Linked DNA regions of Homo sapiens: regions 1, 2, 3, 4 and 5 are each linked to region 6. A link is a contact called in ENCODE Hi-C or POLR2A ChIA-PET data. All regions are on one chromosome and are shown on one strand. The core of a region is the stretch at or near the end of the contact, and the rest is flanking DNA. Distances in the headings are between cores, read along the strand shown. Region 1 holds the start of ZNF90 (zinc finger protein 90). Region 2 holds the start of ZNF682 (zinc finger protein 682). Region 3 holds the start of ZNF253 (zinc finger protein 253). Region 4 holds the start of ZNF14 (zinc finger protein 14). Region 5 holds the start of ZNF93 (zinc finger protein 93). Region 6 holds the start of ZNF708 (zinc finger protein 708).

What was found. Hi-C counts contacts between places; a loop is a spot of excess contacts on that map. ChIA-PET counts read pairs that join two places held with the same protein, here RNA polymerase II (POLR2A). Pooled maps may share reads with other maps.
Region 1: a loop to region 6 is called in a map with no recorded cell type, with 4 times the contacts of the local background. The contact joins the promoter of ZNF90 here to the promoter of ZNF708 in region 6. A Hi-C loop is called at or near these places in 1 of 37 single-sample maps with no recorded cell type and 1 of 50 pooled maps. POLR2A ChIA-PET finds 5 or more read pairs at or near these places in 1 of 52 experiments (CD4-positive, alpha-beta T cell).
Region 2: a map of B cell shows a loop between it and region 6 (11-fold over the local background). The contact joins the promoter of ZNF682 here to the promoter of ZNF708 in region 6. A Hi-C loop is called at or near these places in 1 of 168 maps with a recorded cell type or tissue (B cell) and 11 of 50 pooled maps. POLR2A ChIA-PET finds 5 or more read pairs at or near these places in 4 of 52 experiments (CD4-positive, alpha-beta T cell, activated CD4-positive, alpha-beta memory T cell, activated T-cell and 1 more).
Region 3: a loop to region 6 is called in a map with no recorded cell type, with 10 times the contacts of the local background. The contact joins the promoter of ZNF253 here to the promoter of ZNF708 in region 6. A Hi-C loop is called at or near these places in 3 of 37 single-sample maps with no recorded cell type and 6 of 50 pooled maps. POLR2A ChIA-PET finds 5 or more read pairs at or near these places in 3 of 52 experiments (CD4-positive, alpha-beta T cell, activated naive CD4-positive, alpha-beta T cell and naive thymus-derived CD4-positive, alpha-beta T cell).
Region 4: a pooled map shows a loop between it and region 6 (6-fold over the local background). The contact joins the promoter of ZNF14 here to the promoter of ZNF708 in region 6. A Hi-C loop is called at or near these places in 1 of 37 single-sample maps with no recorded cell type and 4 of 50 pooled maps. POLR2A ChIA-PET finds 5 or more read pairs at or near these places in 1 of 52 experiments (CD4-positive, alpha-beta T cell).
Region 5: a map with no recorded cell type shows a loop between it and region 6 (16-fold over the local background). The contact joins the promoter of ZNF93 here to the promoter of ZNF708 in region 6. A Hi-C loop is called at or near these places in 1 of 37 single-sample maps with no recorded cell type and 7 of 50 pooled maps. POLR2A ChIA-PET finds 5 or more read pairs at or near these places in 2 of 52 experiments (activated CD4-positive, alpha-beta memory T cell and activated naive CD4-positive, alpha-beta T cell).

What each region holds. Positions count from the first base shown.
Region 1 is chr19:20,074,556-20,079,255 of GRCh38, forward strand. ZNF90 (zinc finger protein 90) reads left to right here and starts at 3,445. Exons shown (of 4, transcript NM_007138.2): 1 at 3,445-3,580. The coding sequence starts at 3,578. RefSeq lists an enhancer at 3,388-3,867.
Region 2 is chr19:20,037,186-20,041,869 of GRCh38, forward strand. ZNF682 (zinc finger protein 682) reads right to left here and starts at 2,320. Exons shown (of 4, transcript NM_033196.3): 1 at 2,158-2,320. The coding sequence starts at 2,160. RefSeq lists an enhancer at 2,090-2,666.
Region 3 is chr19:19,863,588-19,868,307 of GRCh38, forward strand. ZNF253 (zinc finger protein 253) reads left to right here and starts at 2,295. Exons shown (of 4, transcript NM_021047.3): 1 at 2,295-2,412. The coding sequence starts at 2,410. LOC124904664 (a long non-coding RNA gene) reads right to left here. Exons shown (of 4, transcript XR_007067169.1): 1 at 2,849-4,720; 2 at 48-222. RefSeq lists an enhancer at 2,326-2,755.
Region 4 is chr19:19,731,010-19,735,711 of GRCh38, forward strand. ZNF14 (zinc finger protein 14) reads right to left here and starts at 2,103. Exons shown (of 4, transcript NM_021030.3): 1 at 1,947-2,103. The coding sequence starts at 1,949. RefSeq lists a silencer at 1,609-1,758.
Region 5 is chr19:19,898,782-19,903,322 of GRCh38, forward strand. ZNF93 (zinc finger protein 93) reads left to right here and starts at 2,165. Exons shown (of 4, transcript NM_031218.4): 1 at 2,165-2,310. The coding sequence starts at 2,308. RefSeq lists enhancers at 2,135-2,734, 2,269-2,818, 3,367-3,916.
Region 6 is chr19:21,325,961-21,330,939 of GRCh38, forward strand. ZNF708 (zinc finger protein 708) reads right to left here and starts at 3,450. Exons shown (of 4, transcript NM_021269.3): 1 at 3,250-3,450. The coding sequence starts at 3,252. RefSeq lists enhancers at 1,393-1,914, 3,003-3,202, 3,243-3,422, 3,307-4,295 and a silencer at 3,542-3,763.

The sequences.
Region 1 (4,700 bases), core at 2,195-4,694, 1.3 Mb before region 6:
TAGTAGATAGATTATTCCCTGTAATAACAAAAAAGGATAGGAACATCATATTGTTTTTCATCTTTAGGAAATTGTACTATGCCTTCATTTTCTGTTTTCACAGCTACAAGGTCACCAGACTTAGGGGTGGGATCTGATGGATGCTGTACCCATATATTGGCTCCAGGATTTAAGCTACATGAACCAGTGGATCTGAATCCCCGAGTTCTGTATGTAGCCTCTGTTGGGACAGAGATTTCCTCAGGGGTTAATTGTTGACAAGGTACCACTAATAATTGAGCAACCCACATTTGTGGTTTTATAGCAAAAGAATCTGGAGTGGTATTGTATAAAACAACCTTTAACTCTCCCCAGTAATCACCATCAATTATACCACCAAACACTATAATGCCTCTCATTGCAAGGCTTGAACACATTGTAATCCATTCATCCACATTCAAATTTGCATTTATGGTGGAAATTTTGGCCTGTCGATCTTCCTGCTGATTAAATAGTCTGTCAAGAAAAGCAGAGATGCATGAGCATCATCATGGAAAACAGATCCAGGAGTGGTGGCCCAAGCCTGTACTTCTACCAATTTGGGAGGCTGAGGTGGGTTGTTCACGAGGTCAGGAGATTGAGACCACCCTGGTGAACACAGTGAAACCCCGCCTCTACTAGAGAAGTACAAAAATTAGCTGGGCGTGGCGGTGCATGCCTGTAATCCCAGCTACTCGGGAGGCTGAGGCAGGAGAATCACTTGAACCTGGGAGGCAGAGGTTGCAGTGAGCTGAGACTCAGCCACTGCACTCAAGCCTGGTGACCCGAGACTGAGCCACTGTACTCCAGCCTGGTGACAGAGCTAGACTCCGTGTCAAAAAAAATAAATTAATTAATACAGGAAAACAATGATAATGGTAGTGTGTACCAGAATTCATGTATCTTCCCAGTATTGTTTTCCCCATACCTCTTTATTCCCAATTAACCATTTGTTTTGTTGTCATTGGGGCATCCAGGTAGTAAGACCATTTGCTACTGAGCAAGAGTTGGTATACAAGTGACAAATCCTTCTTCCTTCCTTTCGAAGAGCTCAGAGGATGTCTACTAGTTCAGTTAACTGGCTGCTCCCACCCCTTTCTTCATCAGAAATGGTTATGTTTTTCGGTTGTTTGTTTTTGAGATGGAGTCTCAGTCTGTCACATAGGCTGGAGTGCAGTGGTGAGACCTCAGCTCATTGCAACCTCTGCCTCCTGGGATTCCAGTGATTCTCCTGCCTCAGCCCCCTGAGTAGCTGGGATTATAGATGCATGCCACCACACCTGGCTAGTTTTTGTATTTTTAGTAGAGATGGGGTTTCATCATGTTGGCCAGCCTGGTCTCAAACTTCTGACCTCGTGATCCACACATCTTGGCCTCCTGTGGATTTTGAGGGAACTCGTGACCTAAATCATAACAGGAAATTTAGGCCTCATAAAGACATCATGGTTAAAGCAGAGGTGTTTTGTTTCCAGTAAAGTCCAATAGCAAGCTAACAATTGTGCACAGGTGAGGAGAGCTGTCACGAAGCTTTGGCGCAGTCTGGGACCCTAGCTCTTTTGTAATGAGTTGTTTGGCACGAGGCTTAGTCATGAGGACCCTTCGCGACTGAGCTGAAGAAACACAAAAAGGTCACTTGTTTTTGGGATTGTCTGTTGTTTTTCAAGAACGAATGTATAGGAATAGATTGAAATACAGATTTCTCTGAAACAGCGCTGGATGAACGCCTCTAGGGGCTCACACAACCTGTTCCCGGACTTGGTGACCATTGTTTGTGTCCACGTTCAATTAGCACAAATTTATTATTTAACTTTGACTCCACACCAGACTATGGAGGATTCACCACCAGACCGGAAAGCAACAGGATGGGCTCCAGAGTTGGCCACCCATCGGTGCACAGACCAGGAGAGGTATAATGACGCTTCTGCGCGGTCTGGGAACCTAGCTCTTTTTGTAACGAGTTGTTCAGCATGAGGCCTAGTCACCAGGGCCCTTCATGACTGGTCTCAAGGAACACAGAAAGGTCAACTTGTTTTTGTGATTGTCTATTGTTTTTCTTTTTCTTTCTTTCTTTTTTTTTTTTTTTTTTGAGACGGAGTCTCGCTCTGTCGCCCAGGCTGGAGTGCAGTGGCGCGATCTCGGCTCACTCCAAGTTCCGCCTCCCAGGTTCACACCATTCTCCTGCCTCAGCTTCCCGACTAGCTGGGACTACAGGCGCCTGCCACCAGGCCTGGCTAATTTTTTGTATTTCTAGTAGAGACGGGGTTTCAGCGTGTTAGCCAGCATGGTCTTGATCTCCTGACCTCGTGACCCGCCCGCCTCAGCCTCCCAAAGTGCTGAGATTACAGGCGTGAGCCACCGCGCCCGGCCTTGTCTATTGTTTTTCAATAACGAATGTATAGGAATAGATTGAATAGATTGACATAGAGATTTCTCTAAAATAGCACTGGATGAACGCCTCAAGGGGCTCACACAACCTCTTCCAGGACTTGGTGACCATTGTTTGTGTCCACGTTCAATTGAGTTCAAATTAAATATTTAACTTTTCCTCCACAAATTCCCCTGTCTTGATGAATTGGTTTTGTCTGGGCAAAGGGCAAGGTAAACTCCTTGGGCGGTTACACAACCTCCACCTCCTAGGTTCAAGAGATTCTCCTGCCTCAGCCTTCGGTGTAGCTGGGACTACAGGTGTGCACCAGCACGCCCAGGTAAGGTTTTGTATTTTTAGTAGAAATGGGGTTTCACCGTGTTGGCCAGGGTGGTCTTGAACTCCTGACCTCAAGTGATTCGCCCTCTTTGGCTTCCCAAAGTGCTGGAATTACAGGCGTGAGCCACCGCGCCTGGCCCTAAATGATTTCCTTTCTGTCTCCTATAACAGTTTGAAATTACTTAAAAGTTGTTTCAAATTGAAAAAATAAAAAGAATGTAGATAAAAATAAAATATAAAAAGTTAAAAAAATTACATTAGATTACAAAATATATATGATGTATATGTAAGTCTCGAGAGGTCAAAAATGACAAATTTGATTTACTTACAAGGTTTTATTAAAATTAGCTTTCGTATTGATAATACACTATTACCAAAGTAAAAGTTTTCTCTTGAACAAAAATTTTTTGTATTATTAATATGACAGCCAAATACTTCTGTTCACCTTTTGAATACATTCAAAAAGAGAAAGAGTAAAAAAGAATTTTCCCATGCTCTCCGGTGGGCCTGGCTCAGCTCAAGGAGGAAGCCCGGCCTGAAAAGGCTGCAGCTGAGGCTGTGACTCTTTCTTCACTCAGCCCAGCATGTGATCACATCTTCTGTCACTCAGGGACTGAGGAGGCGGGGCCTTAAGCATTATCCAATCAGGGACGCTGGGTTGGAAACCGTCCAATCATGCAGGCAGCTGGAGCGAAGAGGAAGGCTTTCGGGTTTGGCGCGGCCATTTGTCTCTTGCTGCAGCTGGTGCTCCAAATCTGGTCTTAGCTGCTTCGTGTCTTCTTCTCCAGCCTCTGTGGCCCTGTGACCTGCAGGTATTGGGAGATCCACAGCTGAGGGACCCCCGGAAGCCTAGAAATGGTGAGAGTGCCTTTCCAGCATTCCGAGAGAGGGGAGGGACTGGTTGGAACCGATGGGAAGTGGCTGTGGCGGGACTTAGGCCTCCCCGCAGTCAGCTCCACAATCTGCGACCGACTTCTCCTTGCCCAGTTCGGCCTCAGTCCCCTTCAGCCATAAGATGGCAACAGCGCCGACAGCCGGGCCCCGCGGCGTCCTGTCTCTTCCCTGCCCTGGCCTGGAGCCCTCTCTGGGCAGCTCTGCACCCACAGCGCTGCGTCTCTCCCAGATTGTGCAGGGAGCACGGGAGGGTTCTCGGGGGAGAATCCTGACTCGGGGTGCAGGTTCATGAATGGGAAGAGCTTTGGTCCATGGGGTTGACAGTTTCTCTTTTCTCCTATTAAAAACTTATGGGGCCGGTCGCTGTGGTTCATGCCTGTAATCCCAGCATTTTGGGAGGTCGAGGCGAGCGGATCACTTGAGGTAAAGGGTTGTTAGTACAACGTAGTTCTTCTTCAAAGACGCAACTTCCTGGTCATAAGTTGGAAAAGTTGTAAATCACCCCTACCCCTTCTTCTCCCTTCTCCTTTTCTCACAAATCGCGCATTACCCGATTTGGAAAAAGCTTGAGTGTAAGCCAACCGGGATCAGCTTAGATTGTGCGGTCTGACCCCAGCCAATGGAGGGAAAACAAAAACAGAACTGCATTAGGGCTAATAACCCCTTCCCGGCCAGGCGCGGTGGCTCCTGCCTGTAATTTCAGCACTTTGGGGCGCCGAGGCGGGCGGATCACGTGGTCAAATTTCTAGACCAGCCTATCCAACGTGGTGAAACCTCTCTCTACTAAAAATACAAAAATTAGCCTGGAGTGGTGCCAAGCGCCTGTAATCCCAGCAACTTGGGAGGCTGAGGCCCGAGAATTGCTTGAACTCGGGAGGCAGAGGTTGCAGTGAGCTGAGATCCCTCCATCGCGCTCCAGCATGCGCGACAGAGGGAGAGTCCTCAAAAAAAAAAAAAAAAAAAAAAGTAAGCATCTTAAAATTTCCATCCTTTATGTAAACACTGTGTTTTAGTAACTTCACTGTATTTTCCAACACTTAGTTTCAAAAACCCAGTGAATAACTCTGGCATGGAAATTAAAGCT
Region 2 (4,684 bases), core at 1,070-3,569, 1.3 Mb before region 6:
ACACTGTGTGCACATAAAAAAAGGGTTTGTGGGGGAACTAAAAGGCAAACGAGGGAAAGTTGCTATCTAGAAGCCATGGGTGGGACAGTGCAGGGTTACGGAAGGACTGGTTCATGCTATAGATTGTGTCCCAGGAGAGGCTATGCTCTGACTTCTTCCTGTGTCCATGCAGGCAGATGAGACTATAATCAGGTGGCACAGAAGCCTGGGTTGGTGAAAAAACCAGGTTGCCAGTACAGACTACCTTTCAAGCTCTACTGATAATTTACACTTAATTAAAAACTGAAGTTAAAATAAGCAAAGAAATCTTTCCAAGGTGACAAACTCAGGAAGCGGCAATACTGATTGGAACACAGACATATCTGACTCAGATGTCAAGTCAAGCCATTCTATCATTTGGGACATTTTCCCGCCCCATCCTGCTCACTGAAGTGGACAATAACCATTCTACCAAGAGCCACTGTGCTGTGCCCCACTGTGTCCCTTAGATGCATTTTGCTTTGCAGGTTTTTGCACTGCCTCACTGGGTTGGGTGTTCCTTGTCCTTGGGGATATTTTTTTTCTCTCTTCACCAATCTGAGAAAATTTTCTCCTCAATACTAGCATCCAAATTGCCTGGCCAGCACTGTATCTCTAAGAAATGGAAACTGGGAGTTGGGGAAGAAAATCTTAATGTCCTAATGGATTTGCTTTCAGAGGAAAGGTATACCTGATTTCTCCCAGGCACAATGCACCAACCACTCCACAGAGAGGCCACATTCCCATACCTGGCAGGGTTGCCCCTGAGAGGAGATGGCCCAGGGGCTGATATTCACTAGACACCTCAGGAGACACAGCCACTGTGGGCATCTCATGTCATCCCCAGACAGTTCTGAAACTCAAAACCAGGAAAATAACACAGGGTGGCTGAGGATGCATTGCCCTGTGAAGTTTCCAAAGTGGAACCTCAACCCAAAAACATTCTGATAAGGTGTCTGTGCCTAGGAAAGATTAAAGGGAGATTGGCACAAAGGTTTTTGTTTTTTGGTCTTTTTTTTTTTCATGGTGGAGTGTTGGGATTATTCTCTGCTTTCATCTCCTGTAAAATGTTTGCAAATGAAAAACAATTCTTTTTCTAAAAAGTGCCATCCGCTGCTCTTTGAAATAATGATCAATCAAAATACTGTGTCTGAAATGTACAAAAAAGGACTAATAGTTGATAATGTTGTGAATTAGAGAGGGGAAGTTGGTGTTGAAGAATGTCAGGAAAGAACTGAAAATTTAAAATTCAACTGCAAGTCAGAGTTAGGCTGGGGCAACAGAGTGGTAGCTTTGAGATTCTGTTTGTCACACATTTGGAAAATCCAAGAGAAAACCACTTCTGTGGAGTGTTAAATAAATAGCAGGCAGTTAGACTGAGGTGGCTCTAGTACCCTGAGTTCCTACATTAAAAAAAAAAAAAATCAAAGGCAAATACATTTCTTGTAAATTGCTACCTTAGGGGGAAACAAAATTCAGATTTTTCAGATTTAAGCAACCACAAACCTTCAATTAACTTCTGATTACATAACCAGGCAATGACAACCTGAATAGTCTAAATAAGATGACTACATAACTGGAACGAGTCAGTTACTGAATTCGGTTTGCTTCATCCTGCACTTTATAAAAAACTTTCCTTCAAGCTCTTCGGCTGGACCCCCAACCACAAACCGTGGCTGGGTGCTCTCTGAGCATAAATCACTGTTAACTTCAATAAGTTTTCAACATTTTAAAGGTGACTCCCATAGTTTTTAAACAGGAGAAGGAAAAGACTGAGGACCCCCGGGATCACAGCACTTCCCACGCACAAACCACACACGGGGTCTGGACTCTGCCCTGAGGACGCTTCCATTGTCCCCGCAGTCGGGGCAGACGCAAGAACGCGCGCGGCTCTTCCCAGGGTGGGCTCCGGGCGGGAAGCGGGAGAACGGAACGGGATGCCCGCCCAGGGTCCCGGCTGCTGGCCCACCTCGCATCCTGTGCCCGGAGGTGATCGACGGCCGAGCTGTGCCTGCCGGGGACTCCAGTCCGCAGACTCCGGAGCTGACAGCTGGGAGGCCCCAGTCCCGTCACTGCCGGTTCCGGCCGGTTTCAACCAGCCCTGCCCCCACCTCGGGATGCGCGGCCTGGCACACTCACCATTTTTCGGCTTCCGGGATGTCGTGGAGTCTTAGCTCTGGATCTCACAGCATCTGCAAGTCAGAGGGCAACAGAGGCTGCGACAGTCACCGGGAACTACTAGAGCAGAGGATACTAAGCAATGAAGATGGACCCTGAGCTCTGGCTGGAGCGAGACAAAGGCCCCGCCAGCTCCAGGACACCGCCCCCTCTACCTTGGCTGCGCACCTGATTGGACAGTTCCCACTCTAGCGCCCATGATTGGATACAGTTCCATGCCCCGCCCCCTCAGGTCATGAGTGACAGGAGGCGTGATCTGAGAATGTGTTGAATAAGGCAAGAGTTACAGGTTTTTCCTGAACCCTTTTCTGGCGCGCTTCCTTCCTGAATTGGAAACTGGCCCTTCCTGGGGAACATTTGCATTTAACTTTGTATATAAAGTTATCTTTATTTGTGAATAGTATACATATGTTATTCACAAATGGAAACAATATAATGACAATTATTTTAAAATCTCAGATTTCATCATTTTCCTAGCCTCCAGTCTTTTGAGCAGGCAGCCTAAGATGTCGCAAGGGAGGCAATTCTCTAAGAAATAAACTGTGAAGCACATATGAATTTTACATTTTCTAGTAGCCACATTTTAAAAAAGAAACCAGGCGTGGTAGCCTGTGCCTGTAGTTCTAGCAACTAGGGAGGCTGAGGCGGGAGCATCACTTGAGGCCAGGAGTTTTAAGACCAGCCCGGGCAACATAGCGATGATCCCATCTCTACAAAAAATAATTAAAAATTTAGCCAAGTCTGGTGGTGCACGCCTGCAGTCCTAGCTACTCAGAAGGCTGAGGCGGGAGGATCACTTGACCCTGGGAGACCAAGACTGCAGTGAGCCACGATCACACCATTGCACTACAGCCGGGGTGACAGAGTGAAACCAAGTTTAAAAAAAAAAAGATCTCTGAAGAAGGCATTTTCTCTTTCTGCAATTTAGCCAAGCAGCTGAGTATGTCTTGAAGTCATCTTCTAATTTTTAACAGGGCAAGGATGTTTTCTAAAACCCCAGTCTCCAGAGTTGCCATGGGGCAAATCCCGGCAGCATACATGAAAATCACTCACAGCTAATGCATTCTTCATCAGATCCAGTGCTTCTTACCCCTGGCAAATAAAAATCACCTGCGGGGTTGGGAGCGGTGGTTCACGCCTATAATCTCAGCATTTTGGGAGGCCGAGACGGGCGTATCACCTGAGGTCAGGAGTTCGAGACCAGCCTGGCCAACATGGTGAAACCCCCATCTCTACTAAAAATACAAAAATTAGCCGGGCATGGTGGCACACGCCTGTAATCCCAGCTACTCGGGAGGCTGAGGCAGGAGAATGGCTTGAACGTGGGAGGCGGAGGTTGCAGTGAGTCGAGATCGCGCCATTGCAGAGTGAGACTTCGTGGGGAGGGTGGTGGTGGCGGCGGGGGGTGTGGAGAATGACTGGAGGGGCGGGGCAGGATGTAAACTTAAAATCCCTGAAGCCCAAGTTGCAACAGACCAATTAAATTAGAATCCTTGGAGTTGGATCTGGGCAACAATATGGTTTAAAGCTCTCAGGGTGATTACAGTGTGTAGCCAAGTACCCAAACTACTGCTTTTCACCAACAGCTTTTTCTTTTTTTTTTTTGAGATAGAGTTTTGCTCTTTTTGCCCATCCTGGAGTTCAATGGTGCGGTCTCGGCTCACTGCAACCTCCGCCTCCCGGGTTCAAGCGATTCTCCTGCCTCAGCCTCCCAAGTAGGTGGGATTACAGGCGCTTGCCACCACGCCCGCTAACTTTTTGTATTTTTAGTACAGACAGGGTTTCACCATGTTGGCCAGGATGGTCACGATCTCTCGACCTCGTGATCCACCCGCCTCGGCCTCCCAAAGTGCTGGAATTACAGGTGTGACCTACCGCACCTGGCCTTCATCAACAGTTTTGATGAATTAGTTATAAATGGTTTTTCAAATGCATGTAAAAACGTTTGCTGCTGAGTTGTGACCTTACAATCTTAACTCATTTCCCACTTACTATACTTTGCAGAACCAACCTCTGCTACTCGCTTTGTTCCTGATTGAACCTGGTTCCATGTGTGCTCAGTGTATACTATGCACAGGGCACTGTGCTGTGTGCCCTGGTCCCGGTGAGCATCATTCTCAGGGGAGAACCTTGCTGAAAACAAAATCACATCCCAAAAAGTTAAAATCATGCTACTGGCCGGGCGCGGTGGCTCACGCCTGTAATCGCAGCACTTTGGGAGGCCGAGGCGGGTGGAGCACGAGGTCAGACGTTCGAGACCAGCCTGGCTAACGTGGTGAAACCCCGTCTCTACTAAATATGCAAAAAATGCAAAAAATTAGCCGGGCGGGGGGGCGGGCGCCTGTAATCCGAACTACTTGGGAGGCTGAGGCAGGAGAATCCTTGAAACCTGGGAGGCAGAGGTTGCAGTGAGCCGAGATTGCACCACTGCAGTCCAGCCCCGGCGACAGTGCAAGACTCCGTCTCAAAAAAACAAAACAAAACAAAA
Region 3 (4,720 bases), core at 1,045-3,544, 1.5 Mb before region 6:
AAGGAAAAGATATATATATATATATATATATATATATTTACACTCACTAGAGTATGGAGGTTTCACCACCAAGGTGGTAAGCAACAGCCTGGGTTCCAGAGTCGGCCACTCATTTCTGCACAGATGAGGACAGGTCTCATGAAGCTTTGGCGCAGTCTGGTACCCTCAGTTTTTTGTAACGAGTTGTTTGGCAGGAGGTCCAGTCACGAGGGCCTTCCGCAACTGGGCACAAGGAACACAAAAAGGTCAACTTGCTTTTGTGATTGTCTATTGTTTTTCAATAACTAATGTATAGAAATAGATTGAAATAGAGATATCACTGAAACAGCTCTGAATGAACAACTCAGAAGGCTCACACAACCTGTTCCAGGACTTCGTGACAATTGTTTGTGTCCACGTTTAATTGAGTTCAAATTTAATATTTAACTTTTCCTCCACAAATTCCCCTGTCTTGATGAATCATCTCTGTCTAGGCAAAGGGCCAGGTGAACCCCTTGGGCCTTACACAACCTCCGCCTCCTGGGTTCAAGCGATTCTCCTGCCTCAGCCTCCGTGGTAGCTGGGACTACAGATGTGCACCAGCACGCCAGGCTAATTTTTTTTTTTTTTTTTTTTTTTTGAGACGGAGCCTCGCTCTATCGCCCAGGCTGGACTGCAGTGGCGCAATCTCGGCTCACTGCAAGCTCCACCTCCCGGGTTCACGCCATTCTCCTGCCTCAGCCTCCCGAGTAGCTGGGACTACAGGCGCCCGCCACCGCGCCCGCCACCGCGCCCGCCTAATTTTTTGTATTTTTAGTAGAGATGGGGTTTCACTGTGTTGGCCAGGCTGGTCTTTAACTCCTGACCTCAAGTATTCCACTCACCTTGGCTTCCCAAAGTGCTGGGATTACAGGCGTGAGCCAACGCACCTGTCCCTAAATGATTTCTTTCTATCTCCTATAACAGTTTGAAATTACTTAAAGGTTGTTTCAAACTGAAAAAATAAAAAGAATGTAGATATAAATAAAATATAGTTAAAAAATTACAGGAGATTACAAATTATATATGTAAATCTCGAGAGGTCAAAAATGACAAATTTTGTTTATTTACAAGGTTTTATTTATGTATTTATTCATTTTTGGAGACGCAGTCTCACTTTGTCACCCAGGCTTGAGTGCAGTGGTGCGATCTTGGCTCACCGCAACCTCTGCCTCCTGGGTTCAAGCCATTCTCCTGCCTCAGCCTCCTGAGTAGCTGGGACCACAGGTGCATGCCACCACGCCCGGGTAATTTTTTGTATTTTTAGTAGAGACAGAGTTTCACCGTGTTAGCCAGGATGGTCTCGATTTCCTGACCCAGTGATCTGCCCTCCTCAGCCTCCCAAAGTACTGGGATTACAGGCCTGAGCCACCGCACCTGGCTTTACAAGGTCTTATTAAAATTAGCTTTAGTATTGATAATACACTATTACCAAAGTAAAAGTTGACTTTCTCTTGAACAAACATTTCATGTATTATTAATATGACAGCAAAGTACTTCTGTTCACCTTTTGAATACATTCAAAAAGAGAGAGAATATGAGATAGAATTTTCCCATGCTCTGGGATGGGATGCTCAGCTCAGGGAGGAAGCCGTTTGAAAAGGCTCCAGCTAGGCTAGGCGCGGTGGCTCACGCTTGTAATCCCAGCACTTTGGGAGGCCGAGGCGGGCGGATCACCTGAGATCGGGAGCTCGAGACCAGCCTGACCAACACGGAGAAACCCTGTCTCTACTAAAAGTACAAAAAATTAGACGGGCGTGGTGAGGCATGCCTGTAATCCCAGCTACATGGGAGGCTGAGGTAGGAGAATCGCTTGAACCCGGGAGGTGCAGGTTGCGGTGAGCCAACATCGTGCCATTGCACTCTAGCCTGGGCAACAAGAGGGAAACTCCGTCTCGGTGGGGGGAAAAAAGAAAGAAAAGAAAGAAAGAAAGAAAGAAAGAAAAAGAAAGAAAGAAAGAAAGGAAAGAAAGAAAGAAAGAAAGAAAGAAAGAAAGAAAGAAAGAAAGAAAGAAAGAAAGAAAGAAAGAAAGAAAGAAAGAAAGAAAGAAAGAAAGAAAGAAAGAAAGAAAGAAAAGGCTGCAGCCTAGGCTGTCACTCTTTCTTCACTCAGCCCAGTATCTGATCACATCTGTCACTCAGCGGCTGGGGAGGCGGGGCCTTAGGCATTATCCAATGAGGGACGCTGGGCCGGAAACCGTCCAATCAGGCACGCAGCTGGAGCGAACCACATGGTTTCTGGGGGCCTTTGTTTCTCGCTGCAGCGGGAGCTCCAGGTTTATCCTCAGTGTTCTGTGTCCTGTGCTTATAGAGGCCCGTCCTCTGTGGCCGTGTGACCTGCAAGTATTGGGAGAGCCACAGCTAAACCCCGGGACCCCTGGAAGCCTAGAAATGGTGAGTGCCGGGTCCAACGTCCCGAGAGAGGGGAGAGGCTGTTTGGAACGGTGGGAAGTGGCTCTGGCGGGACTCTGCTTCCTCACAGTCAGCTCCACAATCTGCCGCCGGAGTTCTCCCTGCCCAGCTCGGCCTCAGTCCCCTTCAGCCATAAGATGGCGGCTGCGGTGACATCCGGGGCCCGGCACAGTGATTGTGCCCTGGCCTGGAGCCCTCTTTCAGCAGCTCTGCACCCGCAGCACCGCGTCTCTCCCAGATCATGCAAGGACCACGGGAGGGTCGTCAGGGGAGAATCCTGACTCGGTTCCCTGCGGGTTCATGAATGGGAAGAGCTTTGGTCCGTGAGGTTGTTAGAAACAAGCGCTTGGTGCCGCAAAACAACACAAAACAAAAAACTACCCAGCACTTAGAAAATTTCACAGGAAGGCATATTTACTTCTGAAGAAGAGTGCTGCTCGCGTCCGACCTGATCGCAAGAGCACACAGAAGAAAGGAAGGAAGGTTTTTTTTTTTTTTGAGGCGGAGTTTTGCTCTTGTGGCCCAGGCTAAAGTACAATGGCGCGATCTCGGCTCACTGCAACCTCCGTCTCCCGGGTTCAAGTGATTCTCCTGCCTCAGCCTCCCGAGTAGCTGGGGTTACAGGCATGCGTCACCACACCCGGCTGATTTTGTATTTTTAGTAGACATGCCGTTTCACCATGTTGGTCAGGCTGGTTTTGAACTCCCGAACTCAGTTGATCCGCCCGCCTCGGCCTCCCAGTTTGAAAGGGGTTTTTAACCCTAAACGCCGTTATTGCCTCTGTGTCCTTCCCCCATTGGCCGGGGTCTGACCTCACAATCTAGGCTGACCCGATTGGCTACTTTCCAAATAAGGAAGGGGTTCGGGTCGCAGATTGGAACAGGCGGTTTGGGTTGTTTACGGAGCGGGTGTCTAGGTACAAAGAGGTACAAAAAAGTTGGTCCTAAGAACAAGGAACAAGAAAGTTAGGCCCTTGAAGAGGAATCTATTATATCTGTCAGGGTTCACAGTTTCCCTTTTCTCCTATTAAAAATTTATGGGGCCGGGCGCGGTGGCTCACGCCTGTAATAACAACACTTCAGGAGGTCGAGGTGGATGGATCACTTGAGGTCAGGAGTTGAAGACCAGCCTGGCCAAAATGGGGAAACCCCATCTCTACTAAAAGTACAAAAATTAGCTGGGTGTGATGGCGAATGTCTGGTTTTCTGTTTCTGCATTAGTTTTCTGAAATAATGGTCTACAGCTTTATTGATGTTATTGCAAAGGACATGATCATTTATTTTTAAATGGCCAGAGAGTATTCCATGATATTTATGTACCATATTTTGTTTTTACTAAATCTTTTATTTTATTTTATTTTTGGAGACAGAGTGTCACTTATTGCCCAGGCTAGAGTGCTGTGGAGTGATGCAGCCTTATTTAGCCTCAACCTCCCTGGCTCAAGCAATTCTCTCCTACCTCATCCTTTCACGTAGCTTGATCTACACGCTGGTGTTACCACGCCTGGCCAATTTTTCTCTTTGTATTTTCTGTGGAGACAGGATTTTGCAATGTTGCCCAGGTTGGTCTTAAACTTCTAAGCTCAGGCAATCCACCTGCCTCAGCCTCCCAGAGTGCTGGGATTACAGGCATGAGCCACCGCATCTGACCATACCGTGTTTTCTTTATCCAGTCTACCACTGATAGGGCCTGTCCATGTCTTTGCTATTGTGAATAGTGCTGCAATGAACATACATATGAATGTATCTTTATAATACAATAATTTATATTTCTTTGGGTATATACCCAATTATGAGGTAGAGTATAAGCATTCCCTTTTCTCTGCAACCTTGCCAGCATCTGTTATTTTTTGACTTTTTAAAAATAGCCATTCTGACTGGTGTGATGTGGTATCTCATTGTGGTTTCTCTTAATTTCTCTAATGATTAGTGATGAGCTTTTTTTTTTTCATATGCTTGCTAGCCACATGTATATGTTCTTTTGAAAAGCATCTATTCATGTTTTTTTGGCCTATTTTTTAATGAGATTTTTTTTTTCTTGTAAACTTGTTTAAGTTCTTAATAAATTCTGGATATTAGACTTTTGTCAGAGGCAAAGTTTGCAAATTTTTTTTATTCTGTAGGTTGTCTGTTTACTCTGTTAATAGTTTCCTTTGCTGTGAAGAAGCTCTTTAGTTCAAATAGGTCCCATTGTCAATTTTTGCTTTTGTTGCAATTGCTTTTGGTAGCTTCATCATGAAGTGTTTGCCAGTTTCTGTGTCTAGAATGGTACTTCCTAGGTTATCTTGCA
Region 4 (4,702 bases), core at 853-3,352, 1.6 Mb before region 6:
TCCAAACCATCAGGATGTGAAGATTCAAGGTCACGTATATTAAGCCTACTTGAATTAAGATGAGGAGACTCACAACTAGCTTTTGACCCAAGTACACAGACAGATAAAAGATATAATCTACAAATAACCACCTTAGAAAAACCATTATTTATTGATTATTTTATACAAAAATAATTAGTATTCCAATTCTGAAAAACTATATACTACACCTTTCAGGATAGGGTACCCAAACTAGATATGGTACCCAAACTGACATATCAGCATCAAAAGAATACCCACAATCAGCCAGGCGCGGTGGCTCATGCCTGTAATCCCAGCACTTTGGGAGGTTGAGGCAGGCAGACCACCTGAGGTCAGGAGTTCAAGACCAGCCTGGCCAACATGGTGAAACCCCATCTCTGCTAAAAAATAAAAGAATTAGCCGGGTGTGGTGGTGGGTGCCTGTAATCCCAGCTATGCAGGAGGCTGAAGCAGGAGAACTGCTTGAACCAGGGAGGCAGAGGTTGCAGTGAGCTGTGATCATGCCGTTGCACTCCAGCCTGGGCGACAGAGTGAGATTCCATCTCAAAAAAAAGAAAAAAAACAACAACAAAACTACCCACAATGACTCTAGACTTAGGAACCTTCCACTGGTTAATTGCTCAGAGAAAAACACACTGACCTATTACAACCACACGAGGAAAGAAAAAATCACAACATACACTTACAATCAGAATGTATCAAAGTGGTGTGTGTCATAAACATCACTCTCACAAACACCTCAAAGCTTACCACTTAGCCGGGCGCGGTGGCTCACGCCTGTAATCCCAGCACTTTGGGAGGCCAAGGCGGGCAGATCACAAGGTCAGGAGATCGAGACCATCCTGGCTAACACGGTGAAACCCCGTCTCTACTAAAAATACAAAAAAATTAGCTGGGCGTGGTGGCGGGCGCCTGTAGTCCCAGCTACTGGGAAGGCTGAGGCAGAATGGCTTGAACCTGGGAGGCGGAGCTTGCAGTGAGCTGGAGATCGCGCCACTGCACTCCATCCCGGGCGACAGAGCGAGACTCCGTCACACACAAAAAAAAATGCTTACCACTTATATACGGAACAAATGACATACAGAGATTTTGCATCATCATGGCACTCCAACATAGGCGAAATCTCTTGGGTAGAAACCACACAGATAAACACACACAAACAAGAAAATTTAAAAGAACCTGAACAAGCTCACAATTAATTCCATCCAGAAACCAAAGAAACTAAAAATCGCACACATTCACGCAAGGGAACAAAATTACCCAGAGCGAAGGGAAACTGGAATTAAGGGTGGCTAGAATTAATATTTGATCAAGGAGTCCAAAGGGAAGAAACACAAACTTTCTGATCAGTTAAGATAAGGAGTCCCCTTCCCCGCAGTTCGAAAAGAAAGCCCACATTCAGAAGGTCAAAAACACCCCCAGACTTGAGTGCTGGGAGCACTAGAGGGGGTCAGTCCCTGGTGATGAGGGCAGGGGCGTTTGAACAGCCACAGGAACCTGACCCCGGCAGCAAGGACCTAGCCAGGCTTCGGTTCTCACAAGTGAGGAAACGCACCCGTGGATTCATCGTAAGGTTTCCAACCAAGTGGTTTCTTAAACGCACAAACCCCACAGACCGAGATGGGATCTCCCCAGGACCCTCCCGCTGTCACCGAACAATCCGGGGAGACGCGGGGCTGCGGGCGCAGAGCTGCCCATAGAGGGCTCCAGGACCGGGGGCCGAGGTCGCCCCGCGGGGACGGGACAGGACGCTGGGGCTCCCGGCTGCGGGTCCAGCTCCCACAGAGAGGACCGAGGGCCGAACTGCGCCCGCGGTGGCCCCCGGGTCTGCAAACCCCGGAGTTGACTGCAAGGAGGTCCCCGGCCTCGGCCACAGACGGTTCCAACCAGAAACCTCCCCTCGGACACTGGCCCCGCACACTCACCATTTCCCAGCGTCCGGGAAGTCACGGTGTCCTCCCTACGGATCTGTCAGTACCTGCAGGTCACGGCGCGACAAAGGATGCGCTAGAGCCACCTTCGGCCTTCAGGAGCAGGTGAAACGCAATCTTCCCATGGGCCAGGAATGGCGACGTCCGCACTGCGCAGGCCCAGCGTGGCGCCGCTCACATCTTTTCAGCTGAGGTCCTGATTGGACAGATCCAATGGCCCCGCCTCTTTATCACTGAGTGACAGCGGAGCAGGAAGGGGCGTGGTTGAGCTGGCCTGGCTTCAGTCCGGCTTGTCCCCGCCAGGACGTTTGCGTTTAAACCGAATGTGTTCTTTGCCTCCCATCCATTTTAAGTGTTCTCTTCAGTACTGTTAAATACATTCACATTGTGAAGCCAATTTCCAGAATTGTTTTCATCTTGCAACACTGAAATCTGTCTCGTTGCACAACTCCCCGTGCACCTCCTTCCCTCAGGGTCTTTTGCAACCTCCATTCCATTGTCTGAGTTCGTGAATTTGACTGTGGGAATCTCATGTAAATGGCGTCATAAAGTATTTGTCCTTTCCTGACGTGCTTATTTCACTTAGCATAATGTCCTCGAGCTTCACCTTGTAGTATGTGTTAGGATTTATTTCTTCTTTTTTTTTTTTTTTTTGAGACGGAGTCTCGCTCTGTCGCCCAGGCTGGAGTGCAGTGGCGCATCTCGGCTCACTGCAAGCTCCGCCTCCCGGGTTCACGCCATTCTCCTGCCTCAGCCTCACGAGTAGCTGGGAATACAGGCGCCCGCCACCACGCCCGGCTAATTTTTTGTATTTTTTTAGTAGAGACGGGGTTTCACTGTGTTAGTCAGGATGGTCTCGATCTCCTGACCTCGTGATCTGCCGGCCTCGGCCTCCCAAAGCGTTGGGATTACAGGCGTGAGCCACCACGCCCGGCCTCTTCTTCTTTTTTTTTTTTTTAAGAGACAGGGTTTTGCTCTGTAGCCCAGGCTGAAGTGCAGTGGTGTGATCATTGCTCACTGCAGGCTTCAACTCCTGGATTCAAGCAAGCCTCCAACCTGAGCCTCCTAAGTATCTGGGACTACACGCACGCACTACCAGGCCTGGCTAATTGTTTTAATTTTAATTTTAATTTTTGGTAGAGATGTGTGTCTCCTTCTGTTGCCCAGGCTGGTCTCGAACTCCTAGGTTCAAGCAATCCTCCTGCCTCGACCTCTCAAAGTGCTGGGATTACAGGTGTGAGCCACTGCCACCGGCCAATTTACTTCTTTTTTTTTCCTTTGGAGATGGAGTCTCGCTCTCGTTGCCCAGGCTGGAGTGCAGTGGCGCTCAGCCACCGCAACCTCTGCCTCCCAGGTTCAAGTGATTCTCCTGACTCAGCTTCCTGAGTAGCCAGGATTACAGGCGCCCACCACTACTCCCGGCTGATTTTTGTATTGTAGTAGAGATAGAGTTTCACCATGTTGGCCAGGCTGGTCTCGAACGCCTGACCTCAGGTGATCTGCCCTCTTTGGCCTCCCAAAGTGCTGGGGGTGTGAGCCACCTCGCCTGTCCCCAATTTACTTCTTTTTAATGCTTTATTTAAACATTTTTTAAAGAGTTCCTAAATTAGTCAGTTCCTAAATCTACATACAATAGAATAGAATTGTATTCTATTGTATGTAGATATCAAATTTCTGGATTTTTCTGGATCTATTTATCTTTCTTTCTTTTTTTTTTTTTGAGACAGTCTTGCTCTGTTGCTCAGACTGGAGTGCAATGGCGTGATCTCGGCTCACTGCACTCCACCTCCTGGGCTCAAGCAATCCTTGTGCCTCAGCCTCCTGAGTAGCTGGGGTTACAGGCATGTGCCACTATGCCCAGCTAATTTTTGTAATTTTAGCAGAGATGGGGTTTCGCCATGTTGCCCAGGCTGGTCTCAAACTCCTGGGGTCAAGAGATCTGCCCACCTTGGCCTCCCAAAGTGCTGGGATTACCGCATGAGCCACCTCGCCCGGCCTTATTTATCCTTTCCTGGACACCTAGGTTGCTTCTGCCTTTGGCTATGGTAAATAATATGTCTATGAACATGGGTGAACAAATATGTGGGTTGCTGCTTTCAGTTTTTTAGGGTATGCTCAGAAGCAGACTTCCTGGATCATATGATTACTTTGTATTTATTATTTATTTAAGGAATGGCCATACTCTTTTTCCTAGCAGCCATAGCATTTTCCATTCCCAACAACAGTGCACAAGGATCCCAAAAGGTGTTCTCACTTTTTTGGTGGTGTCCTTTGAAATACAAAAGTTATCAATTTTGCTGGGCATGGTGGTTCATGCTTGTAATCCCAGTACTTTGGGAGGCTGAGGCACGAGGATCGCTTGAGGCCAGAAGTTTGAGACCAGCCCAGGCCAACATTCCAAGACCCTGTCTCTACAAAAAATAAAACAATTAGTTGAGTGTGGTGGTGCACACCTGTAGTCCCAGCTACTCAGGAGGCAGAGGCAGGAGAATCACTGGGGGCTGGGAGGTTGAGGCTGCAGTGAGCCATGATTGTGCCACTGCACTCCAGCCTGCGTGACAGAGCAAGACCCTGTCTCACACACACACACAAAAGATTCATTCTATACTAGGCATTGATATGTTATTTATTGTTTTATTGTTTTATTTTTTGAGAAGGGTCACACTCTGAGATCACGCCTGAGCTGAAACTTAGAGTGAGGTTAGCCAACTCTTAGAGTGAGGTAAGGCTAGCTCTCCAACTTTAGCCCT
Region 5 (4,541 bases), core at 915-3,414, 1.4 Mb before region 6:
GGGTCAGGCCCCAAGAGCCATCCAGCCTCCATCTCCTAGCGTCAATTTTACCTCGTGTCTCTCACGACAAGGGGAAAACTTGGCATTTCTTGGAGACTTAATGGGATACAGTGAGCTTAAGCCTTTCCAAGATCTTACCAGTCAGTCTTCCCTTGTTCATCTTTGAGCAAATATATGGTGGTATTGTGGTGGACCCTTACTGGACACTCTGCCAAGTAACTGGAACGGCACTTGCACTGTTGTCCAGTTGGCTATCCCTTTCACTCTGGCATTTCATCGACTAGAAAAAGAAAAACCACAACACTGTAAAATAAGAGAAGCCCCTTATGTGTCTTTTGACTTTCAAGTTTATTTAGACACAACTGGAGTCCCACGGGTGGTACCTGATGAATTCAAAGCCCAAGATCAAATAGCTGCAGGATTTAAATCAATATTTCCACGGGTAACTATTAATAAAAATGTAGATTAGATAGATAAATCACATCTATTATAATCAATATTAGTTTATTAATTACACCAGAAATGCTGTCAAAGAAATAGCCAACCAATTAAGGCCTACTAGCCAGATAACTTAGAAAAACAAAATGGCCCTGGACATAATATTAGCTGAAAAAGGTGGAGTTTGTGTTATGATTAAAACTCAAATGTTGTACCTTCATCCCAAACAATACTGCCCCCAATAGGAACATAAGAAGGGCCTTACACGAACTTACCACTTTATCCAATGAATTAGCTAAAAATTCTGGGGTCAATAACACGTTTTCAGAATGGCTAGAGAGGTGGTTCAGTAAACGAAAAAAAGTCATAGCCTCAATTCTTACTTCTCTTATAGTTGTAATAGGTGTACTAATTCTTGTTGGGTGTTGTGTCATACCATGCATCTGTGGGCTAGTACAAAGACTTATAAAAACGACACTTACGAAAACCTCCCTTAGTTCTCCTCCACCTTATTCAGATAAACTTTTCCTTTTAAAAGATCAAGTCAAACAACAAAGTAAAGGTATGTTTAAAAAGTTTTAAAAAGCGTGTGGTCGCAGTGGCTCACGCCTGTAATCCCAGCACTTTGAGAGGCTGATGCGGGCGGATCACCCGAGGTCAGAAGTTAGAGACCAGCCTGACCAATATGAAGAAGCCCCATCTATACTAAAGACACAAAATTAGCTGGTCGTGGTGGCACATGCCTGTACTCCCAGCTACTCGGGAGGCTGAGGCAGGAGAATTGCTTGAACCTGGGAGGCAAATGTTGTAGTGAGCCAAAATCGTGCCATTGCACTCCAGCCTAGGCAGCAAGAGCAAAAACTCCATCTCAAAAAAAAAGGTTTTTTTTTAATTATAAAAATTAAAAGGGGGAAATTGTAAAATACAATAAAATTCCTCTTCAAAGGTTTAGTCTTAACTTTCTTGTTCTTTGTTCTCAAACTCAACTTGCTTGTTCTCCATGCCTCCTTGCCCCTAGTTACTGTAACAACCTTCCTTCCCAACAGCTCTAATCAATAATTCACATCTGTTCCCTTGATTACTCACTCTGCAGCCTTCCCACCCTTCAAAACCACACGTCCCACCACTGTGACTTATACATGCCCCTTCCCTTCCTTATTTGGAAAAATATTTACAAATAGCCAATCGGGTCAGTTTAGATTGTGGGGTCCGACCCTAGCCCATGGGGGAGTAACACAGAGGAAGAGACTTTACGTTAAAAATAAAAACCCCTTCCCTCCTTTGTTCAGGGTGCTCTTGCGATCGTGATTAATGCAAACAAAAACCTTTTGCAGAAGTAAATTGCCTTACTAAAAAAACTTTTGCCTGAGTACTGGTTTCACTTTGCGACACCAAACACTTTACTTCCAACGGTATTATTAATATGACAACGAAATACTTCTGTTCACCTTTTCAATACATTCAAAAAGAGAGAGTAAAAAAGAGAATGTTCCCATGCTCTGGGGTGGACGTGGCTCAGCTCAGAGAGGAAGCCCTGGCTGAAAAGGCTGCAGCTTAGGCTGTTACTCTTCTTCACTCAGCCCAGCATGTGATCACATCTTCTGTCACTCAGGTCCTGAGGGGGCGGGACCTTAAGAATTATCCAATCAGGGACGCTGGGCTGGAAACGTCCAATCAGGCAAGCAGCCGGACCGAACAGGGCGGCTTCTGGTTTGGCGGGTCCTTTGTCTCTCGGTGCAGCCGGAGCTCCAGGTCTCCTCTTCACTACTCTGTGTCCTGTGCTCCTACAGGCCCAGCCTCTGTGGCCCTGTGACCTGCAGGTATTGGGAGATCCACAGCTAAGACACCAGGACCCCTGGAAGCCTAGAAATGGTGAGAGTGCCGGTCCGACATCCCAAGCGACGGGGAGGGGCTGGTTGGAACCGGTGGAAAGTGACGGTGGCGGGACTCAGGTATCCCCTTAGTCAGCTCCACAATCTGCGCCGGAGTTCTTGCCCAGCTCGGCCTCGGTTCCCTTCAGCCATAAGATGGCGGCTGCGCTTATAGCGCAGCCCCCAGGCGTCCTGTCTCTTCACTGTGCGGTGACTGTGCCCTGGCTTGGAGCCCTCGCTGGGCAGCTGCGCACCCGCAGAGCCGCTTCTCTCCCAGATTGTGCAGAGACCACGGGAGAGTCGTCAGGGGAGAATCCTGACTCGGAGTGCGGGTTCACGAATGGGAAGAGCTTTAGTGGGTTGGGTTCACAGTTTCTCTTTTCTCCTATTAAAAATTTATGGGGCTGGGCAAGGTGGCTCACTCCTGTAATCGCAGCAGTTTGGGAGGCCGAGGCGGGCGGATCACTTGAGGAGTTGTTAGGGCAGCTAAGTTCCTCTTCAGAGACTCAACTTCCTGGTCATAAGTTGTAAAAATTGTAAATCAACCCTACCCCTTCTTTTTCCCCATTCTCCTTTTCTCAAAACATCGCGCGTTTACCCTATATGGAAAAAGTTTGTGTCTAGCCCAACCAGGATCAGCTTAGATTGTGCGGTGGGACCTCAGCCAATATGGGAAGGACACAAAAACCGGAACTGCGTTAGGGTTAAATCCCCTTCCTGGCCCAGCGCGGTGGCTGATGCCTGTAATCCCAGCACTTTGTGAGGCCGTGGCGGGTGGATCACAAGGTCAGGAGTTCTAGGCCAGCCTGGCCAACATAGTGAAACCCCGTCTCTACTAAAAATACAAAAATTAGCCGGGATTGGTGGCAGGCGTCTGTAATCCCAGCTACTTGGGAGGCTGACGCACGAGAATTGCTTGAACCTGGGAGGCGAGGTGCAGTGAGCCGAGAGCTTGCCATTGTACTCCAGCCTTGGTGACAAAGTGAGACTCCGTCTTAAAAAAAAAATAGACATCTTAAAATTTCCTTCCCTTATGTAAATACTGTGTTTGAGTAATTTCACGGATTTTTCAAACACTGAGTTTCAAAAACCAAGTGAATAACTCTGACATGACAAAGCTTGAGCCTAGTGACTCCAAGCTAAGGCTAATATTAAGCCTAAAACAGAAGGTTTTTTTTTTGGACAGAGTTTTGCGTTTTGCTCTTGTTGCCCAGGTGGAGTACAGTGGCGCAATCATGGCTCACTGAAATCTCCACCTCCTGGGTTCAAGCGATTCTCCTGCCTCAGCCTCTCAAGTAGCTGGGATTACAGGCATGCACCATCATGCTTGGCTGATTTTGTGTTTTTAGTAGAGACGGGTTTTCTCCATGTTGGTCAGGCTGGTCTCGAGCTCCCGGCCTCTGGTGATCTGCCTGCCTTGGCCTCCTGAAGTGCTGGGATTACAGGCATGAGCCACAGGGCCCAGCCAACAGGAGTTTATAAAGTCCTATTTAGCTTTTTCTGGGGAGCCTCCCCTGCAGATGTCCCAGCCTATTCACCGGAGCCATGGAAGGAGGCGTTATTCTGAGAGAAGGTACAGAGCCCCAGAAAGCTGGGGCCCCACAAGCAGATGCAGTTAAGGTTAAGATGAAAGGAAACTGGGAGGATCTTTTTTTTTTTTTTTTGAGATGGAGTCTCGCTCTGTCGCCCAGGCTGGAGTGCAGTGGTGCGATCTCGACTCACTGCAAGCTCCGCCTCCCGGGTTCACGCCATTCTCCTGCCTGAGCCTCCCGAGTAGCTGGGACTACAGGCACCCACCACCACGCCCGGCTAATTAAAAAAAATTTTTTTAATAGAGACGGGGTTTCACCGTGTGAGCCAGGATGGTCTCGATCTCATGACCTCATGGTCCACCCGCCTCGGCCTCCCAAAGTGCTGGGATTACAGGCGTGAGCCACCGCGCCCGGCCTTTGGGAGGATCTTACTGACGATGAAGTTGTTATTGTTTTGAGGAACATTTTAGACTTTGTAAAATAAAAACGTTAATTTATGTAAAAGATGAATTTCAAAAAAGTATTACAACAGGAGGAAGTACCAACTAACTCTAAAATCTTTATGGCTTGCAAAAATGTAGGCAGAAAAGGGCTTTTCTCCCTAGGGAGGAGCAAACAAGATTAGAAAGGAGGTGGGAGGGGAATGGCAAATGGAGGGTGAAAAAGTCAGATTTTACATCAGAGAATGTCTTACCCTGAA
Region 6 (4,979 bases), core at 2,200-4,699:
AATCCTCAACATCACTAATGATCAGGGAAATGCAAATCAAAACCACAATGCGATACCACCTTACTCCTGCAAGAATGGCCATGATCAAAAAATCAAGAAACAGTAGATGTTGGCATGGACGTGGTGAACAGGGAACACTTCTACATTGCTGGTGGGAATGTAAACTAGAAAAGCCACTATGGAAAACACTGTGGAGATTCCTTAAAGAACTAAAAGTAGGATTACCATTTGATCCAGCAATCCCACAATTGGGTATCTACCCAGAGGAAAAGAAGTCATTATTCGAAAAATATACTTGCACACGCATGTTCATAGTGGCACATTTCACAATAGCAAAATCATGGAACCAACCCAAATCCTCATCAATCAATGAATGGATAAAGAAACTGTGGTATATATATACAATGGAATACTACACAGCCATAAAAAATGAATTAACAGCATTTGCAGTAACCTGGATGAGACTAGAGACTATTATTCTAAGCAAAGTATCTCAGGAGTTGAAAACCAAACATGGTATGTTCTGTTATGTGGGAGCTAAGCTATAAGGATGCAAAGGCATAAGAATGATACAATGGACTTTGGGGATTTGAGGGGAAGAGTGGAAGGGGGACGAGGGATAAAAGACTACAAATTTGGTGCAGTGTATAATGCTCTGGTGATGGGTGCACCAAAATCTCATAAAATAGGCTGGGCGCGGTGGCTCATGCCTATAATCCCAACACTTTGGGAGGCCATGGCGGGTGGATCACTTGAGATCAGGAATTTGAGACCAGCCTGGCCAACATGGAGAAACCCCGTTCTCTACAAAAAATACAAAAATTAGCTGGGCATGGTGGCACGCCCACCTGTAATTCTAGCTACCCGGGAGGCTGAGGCAGAAGAATTGCTTGAACCCGGGAGGCAGAGGTTGCAGTGAGCCAAGATTGTGCCATTGCACTCCAGCCTGGGCAACAAGAGCAAGAGTCCATATTAAATATAAATATAAATACATATATATTTGATTATATATATATTCACAAAAAATACATCTGAGAAAATTCCTAAACTTACTCTAAGAAAGGAAAACTTAAATGAGAATTTCTCACAAATAAAATACATGATTAATATTAATTTTTTCTGAAATCCACCTCTTTTATGCCCTCTGTTAATATTTTCTTACCTTCCAAGTCCTATTAATAAAATGCAATTTACAGTTAAATAATGGAAGTCAACATAAGTGAACAAATCTTTTCAAGGTGACAAACCCAGGGAGTGGTAGTGCTAATTAGAAAACAGATGTGTCTAGACCGGGCGCGGTGGCTCACGCCTGTATTCCCAGCACTTTGGGAGGCCGAGGCGGGCGGATCACCTGAGGTCTGGAGTTTGAGACCAGCCTGACCAACATGGAGAAACCCCATCTCTACTAAAAATACAAAAACATTAGCTGGGTGTGGTGGCACATGCCTGTAATCCCAGCTACTCGGGTGGCTGAGGCAGGAGAATCGCTTGAACCTGGGAGGCGGAGGTTGCGGTGACCCGAGATCGTGCCATTGCACTCCAGCCTGGGCAACAAGAGTGAAACTCCACCTCAAAAAAAAAAAAAAAGAAAAGAAAGAAAACAGATGTGTCTGACTGATATTCACCCACCCCATTCTGCTCACCTTAAGTGCTCAATAACCACCCTCTCAGGAGACATTACACTATGCCCCAGGTGCATTTTACTTTGTAAGTTCTTGCACCATCTCACTTGGGTCAGGTTTTTCTTTGTCTTTTGGGATACTTTTTTTTTTCCACAAAATTTAGAGAATTCAGGGGGCAGAAATTATTTCTGTGTTTTCCCCTCAATACCAGCATCTGATTGGCTGACCAGCACTGTGTCTCCAAGAAATGGAAGCTGGGTTGGGTGAAGACAATCTTAATGTCTCAAGGGGTTAGCTTTTCAAAGGAAGAGTATGCCAGGAGATGCCTCTCAGCCCCAGGGCATCCACCTGCTCCCTTGAGAAGCTACACTCCATACCTCAGGTTGTCCTCAGGGAGAAAAATGACCCAGGAGCTGATATTCACTAGACACTCTAGCAGAAAAAGTCATGATGTGTATCTTGGTTTACTCCAGACAGTACTGAAACCCAGGACCAGGAAAAAACTGAAGGGTGGCTGAAGACACATCACTCCGTAAAGTTTCCAAAGAAAAACCTTCACCTGAAAACAAACATTCTGATAAGATTTCTGTGCCTGAGGAAGATAAAAAAAAAAAAGCCATAGAAATTTCATAAAATACAGTGTCAGGGAATTATTTTTTGCTTTCTTCTCATGAGAAATATTTTCAACCAGAAAACAATTTTAAGTGCCATCCAATGCTTTGTCAAAAAATGATTAACTAAAATACAGTATCAAAAATGTACACTAAAGGAAAAACAGTTGAGAATGTGAATTAGGAAAGGCAAGCTGGCATTTGGAAATGTCAGAAGGAACTAGAAATTTAGTATTTTAGTTTATTTGCAGTTTAAATCTAACTGCAGGCCAGAGTTAGGCTGGAGGAATGGGGCTGGGAGGTACACTTGAGACCCCGCTTGGAACGCATGTGAAAAATGCAGGGGAAAATCAGTCCCCTGTGGAGTGTGAGAATAATTAAGTGGCAGGCAATTACACTGAGGAGGCTCTAGTCCCCGGCTTTCTACTTAACAGCAACAGCTACGTAAATGTACCTAACCGATTATTAAATATAGTTTTCTTCATCATGCACCTTATAAAAAGTCTTTCCTTCAAGCTCCTCCCATGAACCACAAACTACAAAACATACTTTTGTGCTCTACAATTATTGAATCACTCTTTGATTAAATTCTTTAATATTTTTTGCGATGACTGCCACAGATTTTTAATAGGAGAAAATAGGAACCGGGAACCCCACAGACCAAAGCTCTTCCCATTCATGAACCCGACCCCAAGTCAGGATTCTCCCCTGACCACCCTCCCATGGTCCCTGCACAATCTGGGAGAGGCGCGGCGCTGCCGGTGCAGAGCCGCCCAGAGAGGGCTGCAGGCCAGGGCACAGTCACTGCGCAGGGAAGAGACAGGACGCCCGGGGGCCCGGCTGTCGGCGCAGCCGCCATCTTATGGCTGAAGGGGACTGAGGCCGAGCTAGGCAAGGAGAACTCGGAGCGCAGATTGTGGAGATGACTGCGGGGAGTCCTGAGTCCCGCCACAGCCACTTCCCACAGGTTTCAACCAGCCCTTCCCCTCTCTCGGGATGTCGGACGGCACTCTCACCATTTCTAGGCTTCCAGAGGGTCCTGGAGTCTTAGCTGTGGATCTCCCAATACCTGCAGGTCACAGAGCCACAGAGTCTGGGCCTCTAGGAGCAGAGGACAAACAGCAGTGAAGACGAGACCGGAGCTCCGGCTGCAGCAAGAGACAAAGGCCGCGCCAAACCCGGAAGCCGCCCTGTCCGGTCCAGCTGCGTGTCTGAGTGAACTGTCCCCAGCTCAGAGTCCCTGATTGGATAATGTTAAAACCCGCCCCTTCAGGCCCTGAGGGACGGAAGATGTGATCAGATGCTGGGCTGAATGAAGTGTGACAGCCTATGCTGCAGCCTTTTCAGGCAAGGCTTCCTCCCTGAGCTGAGCCAGGCCCACCCGAGAGGGTGTTTGCCTTTAATCTTGTGTATAAGGTCATATGCCCTTATAAATAATATGCTATATGGCTATTCACAAATGAAAAGAATATAATAACCCAATTGTTCTAAAAAAAATTTTTTTTTTGAGATTGAGTTTCACTCTTGTTGCCCAGGCTGGAGTGCAATGGCGCGATCTTGGCTCATCGCAACCTCCACCTCGCGGGTTCAAGCGATTCTCCTGCCTCAGCCTCCCGCGTAGCTGAGATTACAGGCATGCGCCACCATGCCCGGCTAATTTTTTTGTATTTTTAGTAGAGACGGGGTTTCTCCATGTTGGTCAGGCTGGTCTCAAACTCCAGACCTCAGGTGATCCTCCCGCCTCGGCCTCCCAAAATGCTGGGATTACAGGCATGAGCCACTGCGCCCGGCCCAACTGTTCTAAAATTTTATATTTTGTGACCTTCCTGACTTCTGGTCCTTTGAGCAGGCAGCCTGAGATTTTAAAAAGGAGGCAATTCTCTGAAATAAAATGTGAGCCACAAGTTGGGCGCTGTACCTCACGCCTGTAATCCCAGTACTTCGGGAGGCCGAAGAGGGTGGATCATCTGAGGTTCAGAGTTCGAGATCAGTCTGGCCAACATGGTGAAACCCCGTCTCTAAAACAATACAAAAAAATTAGCTGGGCATGGTGGCAGGCGCCTGTAATCCCAGCTACTTGGGAGGCTGGGGCAGGAGAATCGCTTGATCCTGGGCGGTGGAGGTTGCAGTGAGACGAGATCACGCCACTGCACTCCAGTATGGACAACAAGAGTGAAACTCTGTCTCAAAAAAAATAAATAAATAAAATAAAATCATAAAATGTGAGCCACATGTAAATTTTAAATTTTCTAGTAGCCAAACTTTATTTTATATTTTTATTTTTTTAGACGGAGTCTCACATTGTTGCCTGGGCTGGAGTGCAATGGCGCGATTTCTGCTCACTGCAACCTCTGCCTCCCGGGTTCAAGCGATTCTCCTGCCTCAGCCTCCCAAGTAGCTGAGATAAAAGGCGCTGGCCACCATGCCCGGCTAATTTGTAGCCAAACTTTAAAAAGAGTTTAGCTCTATTTTTAAAAAGAAACAAAGAACAGGTGAAATTGATTGTAACAATTTAACCCAATATATCGAAAATATTGTCATTTTAATATGTGAGAAATATGTAATTATTAATGAAGTGTGTCTATATATATGGAACTAAACCTTTGAAACTAACTCGTATTTTACCTTTCTAGCACATCGCAGTTCAGACCAGGCGCATTCCAGGCAGCCAGTAGCAACACAGGGCCAATAGCTGCTACATTGAAGTGCAGCTCTGACATCAGGAGGGTGAACGACCTGAACATCC